2 separate regions of the Homo sapiens genome follow, and region 2 is linked to region 1. A link is an interaction called in ENCODE POLR2A ChIA-PET data of the cell type or tissue named here. Cell type or tissue: Panc1. All regions are shown on one strand. Each heading gives the region's core, and the rest is flanking DNA. Links, peaks and the distances in the headings are about the cores only. Region 1 overlaps TENT5B (terminal nucleotidyltransferase 5B). Region 2 has its middle 61 kb from the start of TENT5B.

Region 1 (4,383 bases), core at 384-4,383:
TGGTGAAACCCTGTCTCTACTAAAAATACAAAAATTAGCCGGGCACAGTGGCAGGCCCCTGTAATCCCAACTACTCGGGAGGCTGAGGCAGGAGAATCACTTGAACTCGGGGGACGGAGGTTGCAGTGAGTCGAGATCACGCCACTGCACTCCAACCTGAGTGGCAAAGTGAGACTCCATCTCAAAAAAAAAAAAAAAGACTTGGACTCGGAGTTTTATTCCCAGCTCTGCATTCACCAGCTGTTTGCCTTTGAGCTAGTTACTTGGCCCCTCTGTACTTCCATTTTTGCATCTGTAAAGTGTGAATAATAGTATCCACCTCACAGGGTTATTGTGAGGATTAAGTGACCTGCTGTTTAGTAAATTCTATGCAGATGTGTGCTATTATCATTGCTATTCTTCCTGAGTCATTCCTCCAGATGGGCCATTCTCAGATTAGGTTTAAAGAGTTAAATGACTCCCCCCCAACCCCCCCACCCCCACCCAATAAAAAAAAAAGTTAAATGATTTTCCAAAGGCATAACAGCTGGTTAGGGGCCAATAGTGGTTGAAGTTACCGTGATAAGTAAACGGAAGTCCTTGGTGGACCCCTGAGGCCCGCTCCTGACACCTCTCCTTCCTGCTCTCCCCTGCAGGTGGTCCGCAGCACCCTGGAGGAGCAGGGACTACATGTGCACAGTGTGCGGCTGCATGGTTCAGCTGCCAGCCACGTGCTGCACCCTGAGAGTGGCCTGGGCTACAAGGATCTGGACCTGGTGTTCCGGGTGGACCTGCGCAGTGAGGCATCCTTCCAGCTGACCAAGGCAGTGGTGCTGGCCTGCCTACTAGACTTCCTGCCGGCCGGTGTGAGCCGGGCCAAGATCACGCCACTGACACTCAAGGAGGCATACGTGCAGAAGCTGGTGAAAGTGTGCACAGACTCGGACCGCTGGAGCCTCATCTCACTGTCCAACAAGAGCGGCAAGAACGTGGAGCTCAAGTTTGTGGACTCGGTGAGACGCCAGTTTGAATTCAGCATAGACTCCTTCCAGATCATCCTGGACTCCCTGTTGCTCTTTGGCCAGTGCTCGTCCACTCCCATGTCTGAGGCCTTCCACCCAACGGTCACAGGCGAAAGCCTGTACGGGGACTTCACCGAGGCCCTGGAGCACCTGCGGCACCGTGTCATCGCCACGCGCAGTCCCGAGGAGATCCGAGGTGGTGGCCTCCTCAAGTACTGCCACCTCCTGGTGCGGGGCTTCCGGCCCCGGCCCAGCACCGATGTGCGCGCCCTGCAGCGCTACATGTGCTCCCGCTTCTTCATCGACTTTCCAGACCTGGTGGAGCAGCGGCGCACCCTAGAGCGCTACCTGGAGGCCCACTTCGGTGGGGCAGATGCAGCCCGCCGTTACGCCTGCCTGGTGACACTGCACCGGGTGGTCAACGAGAGCACCGTGTGCCTCATGAACCACGAGCGCCGCCAGACGCTGGACCTCATTGCCGCACTGGCGCTGCAGGCACTGGCTGAGCAGGGCCCAGCTGCCACTGCCGCCCTGGCCTGGCGCCCTCCAGGCACTGACGGGGTTGTGCCAGCCACTGTCAATTACTACGTGACCCCCGTGCAACCTCTCCTGGCTCACGCCTATCCCACCTGGCTGCCTTGTAACTGACTCAGACCCTGGCCAGAAGGGAAGGGACTGGGCCTCACGGGGTGGGGTGGGGCCTCCAAGAGTGTGTGGAGGACATGACCAGAGGCGCAGAATGTGCCAGGAGGCCCAGCACTGCAGGGTTGGGCCTTTGATTGAACAGACCAGACTTTCCCGAGCACGAGGCCCCTGTGGGCTTAATGCCAGCCTGGGGCTCTCAGCAGGAGGACCCTTTGGTTATTGCATCACACTTTTGGACCAGCATGCCGGTGGGGTGCAGGCGCCATTTGTCTTGGAAGTCAATTTCCTTCAGGAGACAAAGCAAGTTTGGGGTGGTAGCCTTAATGCCCAGCACCTTGGATTGATTCCCATGGTCTAAGAGGGTCTTTTTGACTAAGGCCAGCCTGTGGTGATCCCAGCAGCTTTGGAGGGCCTGCAGCCCACACACTGACTGATACATGGTATGTTACAGGGACTTGTCACTTTGGATCAGGCTGGGCCACTACAGGGCCTGATGGGCCAACTTGGGTAATCACTGGGAGGAGGGAAACTGAGGCCCGAGGCAGATACCTGGGTTTGGGGAGGGCTGGGTTTAGCCCGGTTCTCTGAACTACATACCCCCAGCTGTGAAGCCTTCCTCTTGAGGGGTTGAGGTGGGCAGTATACAGGAGCCAAGCAGCCCAGGGTGGGTCGCAGCCCAGGCCCCTTCCAGGGTGCCACTCCTTTCCCCCTTGTGTTGCAAGGAGCCCTCCTGCCTGGGAGCTTGTTCTTTGGAAGGTGCTGAGCCTGAATTTGCCACAGTCAAGTCAACGTTCCCACCCCACTGGCTTGGTTACAGGGCTCTCACATGGGGTAGGGGAGCCATACTCCCACCCCCTTGCGTATTCCCCTGGGTTTGTTGATATTTTGCACTCTTAACACCTGCCAATAAAGACGGTCTACACTGAACCTTAGTGCCATGCTTCCTCTGGGGAAAGAAGGACCTTCCGTAGCAGTGGGGGTTGCAGCTGCCTCCCCCAGTTGGAGTCTGGCTTGTACTGTGGAAGGGAGCATTTGCGGGGGCGGGGTTTGAAGCCTGGGCTATGGCTGGGGGACTGCCCCTCCTTCTCCCAACCCCAGCCGCAGCCTGACCAGCTGTATATTAAGAGCTGCTGTCTACATGTGTGACCTGCACGTTGCCTTAGCAGGTCTAGGGCTCTTGTTAAGGAGTAAATATTTTTATGTTTTCTACCTGGAATCCAAATAGCTCTGGGCCTAGACTCAGACTCTGGTGCTCAGGGGTACTTGTTCCCAGCTCTGTCTACCCCGTCTCTTCCAAGGGAGCAGCTAGAGAACAGGCTGGGTGAATCTGGACTGGAGGCCCCTCCAGTAAAGGTGGCTGAGACTGGGGAACTTGTAGGGTTCCCCCTAAGCCTGAGCCCAGGTAGGGCCTCTATTTGGGAGAGGCTCCCTCAGTCCTCCAGCTCCTTCCCTTGCCCCGAGCACTGATGGGTGTGCTCTGGCTCGCTCTAATCAGATCCCCTGGATGGGGAGGGTCTCCCCTTCCCAAACCCACATGGGGCCATGCCAGGCTGTCTAGGAGTGTCAGCCGCAAGTTCCTAGCATGCTGCGCCCTCAGAGTATCAGCCAGTCAGTCATGGGCCTGGACGCTGCCTGCTGTTTGCCCAGACTCTTTGATCCAGGGATTGCAAAGCCCTTAACATATTCAGCCTCATTAGGGGCCTCTGAAGTGGTGACTTTGATGGTTCTGGCCAGGGTGGAAAAAACAATGCTGCAGAGGAGGCCCCAGGTCACCAGGGTGAGTCCAGCCACCTCACCTGCTCTGAGTCCCTTGTGCTGCTGGGCTCAAAATGGCTGGAAAGTGAACAGAAAGGCTTTCTTTGCTTGGTGACTAAAACCAGCTCCCACCCCCATCCCAGCTGTGACCACCCAACTATGGTCATGGGAAGGACTAAGTTTGTCTCACCTCCTGAGTTGGCTATTTCAGCCTTGGCATGAGAGGCTCACAGTGTAAACACAACAGACTTACCTTTTTGGGCTGGGGGGTGGAGTTCACCTGGATGTGCTTGTTTAGTTAAGGGCTGAAAAAGCGAGAAACCCATTTGGTACATGTGTGTATACACTGCATTCAGCCACCATGTGCCAGACACCGTTCTGGGTGCTGGGAATACATCAGCAAACAAAAGACAAAATCCCTGTCCTTGTGAAGACTACATTCTAACGGAGTAGATAGAAAATAAACCGAACCGTATGGTCTTAGATGATCAGTGATATGTAAAAATATAGCAGGGTAAGGGACTGGAAATGCTGGGTTTTGAAAATTGAAAAATAAGTCAGGAGCCTGGCGCAGTGGCTCATGCCTGTAATCCCAGCACTTTGGGAGGCTGAGGTGGGCAGATCACTTGAGGTCAGTAGTTCAAAATCAACCTGGCCAACATGGTGAAACCCCATCTCTACTAAAAATACAAAAATTAGCTGGGTATGGTGGCGTGTGCCTGTAATTCCAGCTGGTCGGGAGGCTGAGGCAGGAGAATCGCTTGAACCTGGGAGGCAGAGGTTGCAGTGAGCTGAGATCATACCACTGCACTCCAGCCTGGACAACAGAGCGAGACTCCATCTCAAAAAAAAAAAAAAAAAAAAGTCAGGTGCAACTCATTGAAAGGTGATATTTGATTGAACAAAGACATAAAGGTGGTGGGAGGTGGGCATGAAGATGTTTAGAGAAAGAGCATTCCAGGCAGAGAGCTTGCCTGTGAAT
Region 2 (4,383 bases), core at 108-4,107, 69 kb before region 1:
CATTTTCTCAGTGATGACTTTTTTTTTTTTTTTTTTTTGAGCCAGAGTCTCACTCTGTCACCCAGGCTGGAGTGCAGTGGCACGATCTCAGCTCACTGCAACCTCCGCCTCCTGGGTTCAAGCAATTCCCCTGCCTCAGCCTCCCAAATAGCTAGGATTACAAGATGTGCGCCACCACGCCCAGCTAATTTTTGTATTTTTGGTAGAGACAGGGTTTCACCATGTTGGCCAGGGTGGTCTCGAACTTCTGACCTCAAGCAATCCACCTGCCTCGGCCTCCCAACGTGCTGGGATTACAGGCGTGAGCCACCGTGGCCGGCCTAGTGATGACTTTTGATGATAGAAGTTTGAAATTATGATGAAGTCAAATTTATCATTTTTTAATGGTTATTGCTTTCTGTGTCCAGTCTAAGAAACAGTTGCTGGCCGGGCTCGGTGGCTCATGTCTGTAATCCCAGCATTTTGGGAGGCCGAGGTGGGCAGATCACCTGAGATCAGGAGTTCAAGACCAGCCTGGCCAACAAGGTGAAACCCCGTCTCTTCTAAAATACAAAAATCAGCTGGGTGTGGTGGTGGGCGCCTGTAATCTCAGCTACTCAGGAGGCTGAGGCAGGAGAACAGCTTGAACCCGGAGGTGGAGGTTGCAGTGAGCTGAGATCCCACTATTGTACTCCAGCCTGGGCAACAGAGCAAGACTCCATCTCAAAAAAAAAAAAAAAAAAAAAAGAACAAAAGAAAGAAAGCGTTGCCTACCCCCAGGTTGCTAAGATTTTCTCCGGTTTTCTTCTAGAAGCTGTATGGCTTTAGTTCTACAATTAATTTTGACAACAACTCAAGAATTTGGCAGGGCGCGGTGGCTCATGCCTGTAATCCCAGCACTTTGGGAGGCCGAGGTGGGCGGACCACCTGAGGTCAGGAGTTCAAAACCAGCCTGGCCAACATGGTGAAACCCCATCTCTACTAAAAATATAAAAATTAGCTGGGCATGGTGGCGTGTGCCTGTAATCCCAGCTACTCGGATGCTAAGGCAGGAGAATCACCTGAACTGGGAGGCAGAGGTTGCAGTGAGCTGAGATCACGCCACCGCACAGCCTGGGTCACAGAACGAGACTCTGACTCAAATAATAATAATTAGATGGTGTTTTTCTTTCTTTATAGGGGAGGAAACTAAGGCCATAGAAAGGCTAAGTAACTTGCACTTGGGCACACACATGCACAGCCATGTGCACACACACAATCCTAGTAAGTGATTGTGCTGGAAGCTGGAACAGGAATCCAGGCAGTAGGCTATAGACCCAGGCTCTGACACCACTCGGTGCCACTTCTGAAAGGGGCAGTGGGGCGTCCTCCTCAAGGTAGTAGGGTTCTCTGGAAAGAAGGAACCAGACCAAACTATTATCTAGGGCCAATGGCCCTGTCCTTTCCTACAGAAAGAGAGAGCCAGGCCCCTGGGGCTGGAGAAGGAGGAAAGAAAGGCTGGAAGGACTTGGGGTCATGGGTGACTCCAGGAGGGGTTGGACGAGTCTGGCCAGGCTCCCTCTGACTGCTCCAGGCCAGCCCCCAAGTCCCTCCACAGGCCCCACCAAGGGGCTTCCCATCCTGTTGGTCCCGAGGGCAGTATTTCTCTCCAGCTCTACCTAAGTTCCTTTTGCATTTAGCCAGCACAGGCACTGCAGCTAGAGGATTCATTCAGGACACAGACTTTTATTCAGGAAGAACCTGAACCCTTGTGTGTTTGCCCATCAAGGGTGAGGTTTCTCCACTGACTTCACCACTGGGCATGGGGGAACCAGGACGCATCTCAGATGATCCCACCCCACCCTGGGCTCTTCAGATCCTCCCTATCTCTGCTCAACAGCAGCTTCCATTTCCCTTTGAGACTCAGGGTCACACCATAATGACTCATATTTTATCATCTGTTTTCTCAGTGGTGGTGACAGTCTCAGCTTCCACTTCAGAGGAATCATTTTTTAACCTCCTGATGGATCCAGTCCTCCCCTGAGGACCAAGGATGTGCCACTCCCTGCACTGGCTCCCAGACCCATGGACACTGACTCCAGGAGAAACAGCATCATGTGTTTTTTTGAGACAAGGTCTTGCTCTGTCGCCCAGGTTGGAGTGCAGTGGTGTGATCATGGCTAACTGCAGCCTTGACCTTATAGGCTCGGGTGATCCACCCACCTCAGCTGCCCAAGTACCTGAGACTACAGGTGTGTGCCACTACACCTGGCTAATTTTTTTTTTTTTAGAGACGGGGTCTCACTACATTGCCCAGGCTGGTCTTAAACTCCTGTGCTCAAGCAATCCTCCCACCTTGGCCTCACAAAGTGCTGGGATTTCAGTCACGGAGTCACCACACCCGGCCGTATCACATGTTGTTACTGGCACAGAGCATATGCCCCCTTCTGCAGATCTGCAGGCTTCCAAGGTGGTGTGACTTGGCTGCCAGGGCAGTTCACCATGCAGAGACCACCTAACCCAGGGTCATGGGTATAAGGAAAGTCCAATGAGCCCCACAGGGACCGGCCCACTGTTCATTGTTGTTGTTGTTGTTGTTGGTTTTTTTGTTCTTTATGTTTTTGAGATGGAGTCTCACTCTGTTGCCCAGGCTGGAGTGCAGTGGCATGATCTCGGCTCACTGCAGCCTCCACCTCCCAGGTTCAAGTGATTCTTCTGCCTCAGCCTCCTGAGTAGCTGGGACTACAGGCACCTGCCACCATGCCCAGCTAATTTTTATATTTTTAGTAGAGATGGGGTTTCACCATGTTGGCCAGGCTGATCTTGAACCTCGGACCTCAGGTGATCCACCTGCCTCAGCCTCCCAAAGTGCTGGGATTATAGGCGAGAGCCACTGTGTCTGGCCTGGCCCACTGTTTCACACCTCTGCAGCCTTCACAGAAGCATGAGCTTCTCGGCAGGAGGCAATGTCCTGTAGGACACCCAACAGGTGCCCTTCAGTGAGACCCTGATTGGAAGTGCAGAGGGAGGATGGAAACGCAAGTCCAGCTCGACAACAAGGATCCATCGAAGGAGGACAAATTGCTGTCTTCCATGAAGGAAAATGTTTGTGTAACCAGGCAGTCACCAGCTGGCTGGCTGAGCCACAAGGGCTCAGGTGTGGCCACTCAGAGGTGATGGCAACCAGGTTGGCTTTGGTGAGGGAAGGTCGTACTGGAGAAGCTGGGCAAAACCTCCATGCCTGCCCCCATACCTGCCCCCATGCCTGCCTCCTTACCTGCCTCCATGCCTGCCTCCTTACCTGCCCCCATGCCTGCCCCCATACCTGCCTCCATACCTGCCTCCATGCCTGCCCCCCATGCCTGCCTCCATGCCTGCCTCCGTGCCTGCCCCCATACCTGCCTCCGTGCCTGCCCCCATACCTGCCTCCATGCCTGCCCCCATGCCTGCCCCCATGCCTGCCCCCATACCTGCCTCCGTGCCTGCCTCCGTGCCTGCCCCCGTACCTGCCCCCGTACCTGCCCCCATGCCTGCCCCCATGCCTGCCTCCATGCCTGCCTCCATACCTGCCTCCATACCTGCCTCCGTGCCTGCCCCCTTGCCTGCCCCCTTGCCTGCCCCCGTGCCTGCCCTCATGCCTTCACCCATACCTGCTTCCATGGCCACTTTGTTCGTGGCCCCATTGATTCGTTTCTTGACCAGCTGTGGCTTATGGGAGACTCACAGAACCCAGGACTTCACCACGTAACAGTATGTTCTCCTCTTGGGAAGCAGATGGAATTAACAAACGGTAACTATTAAGCAAGTTACACCAGGAGATAAATTACATATATTGCAACAAGGGGAAAGAAAACATGTGATGTTTGCAAAATTCTTAAGGGAATTTATCCTTGTCCTGGAAAAAAAAAAAAAAAAGCTGGCTTGCTGGTCAACATTTCTATTCGAAAATTAAGGCTCATCGTGCTTCAAGTAAGGTAAGGAAGTCTGGGATGTCACCCTGGATGCCACCTCAAATGAGGTAGAGTCACAAACTAGTGGTGACTAGTTCTGTCCCCAGGGAATAATGATCACATGTTGATTGGCATTATTAGAGCAGGATAATGGACCAGGAAAAACCCTGTAAATGGTCTGTATCCTCTTTTTATTATTATTATTTTATTTTTTTATTTTTTTGAGAAAGTCTTGCTCTGTCACCCAGGCTGGAGTGCAGTGGTGCAATCTCGGCTCACTGCAACCTCCGCCTCCCGAGTTCAAGCGATTCTCCTGCATCCACCTCCTGAGTAGCTGGGATTACAGGCGTGCACTACCACGCTCGGCTAATTTTTGTATTTTTACTAGACACGGGGTTTTGCCATGTTAGCCAGGCTGGTCTCAAACTCCTGACCTCAGGTGATCCACCGGCCTTGGCCTACCAAAGTGCTGGGA

Evidence for each region. ChIA-PET counts read pairs that join two places held together with the same protein. Peaks named below come from ENCODE experiments on the same cell type or tissue, not always from the same donor. Only the 100,000 strongest peaks of a DNase experiment are listed, where the experiment ranks them.
Region 2: POLR2A ChIA-PET joins it to region 1 with 8 read pairs; 6 of 35 experiments call an interaction of 5 or more read pairs at or near these places.

The regions. Positions count from the first base shown.
Region 1 is chr1:27,003,210-27,007,592 of GRCh38, reverse strand. It overlaps TENT5B (terminal nucleotidyltransferase 5B), which reads left to right. Exons shown (of 2, transcript NM_052943.4): 2 at 636-2,573. The coding sequence ends at 1,649. Among named protein-coding and RNA genes, the nearest start is that of TENT5B, 7.4 kb to the left of the region's middle. RefSeq lists enhancers at 1-545, 546-1,189, 1,190-1,833, 3,122-3,766. In Panc1, for the core only: no CTCF peak of the experiment used is centred there; no DNase peak of the experiment used is centred there; H3K27ac peaks cover 447 bases.
Region 2 is chr1:27,071,896-27,076,278 of GRCh38, reverse strand. No RefSeq gene overlaps it. Among named protein-coding and RNA genes, the nearest start is that of TENT5B, 61 kb to the right of the region's middle. In Panc1, for the core only: no CTCF peak of the experiment used is centred there; a DNase peak (open chromatin) is centred at 1,670.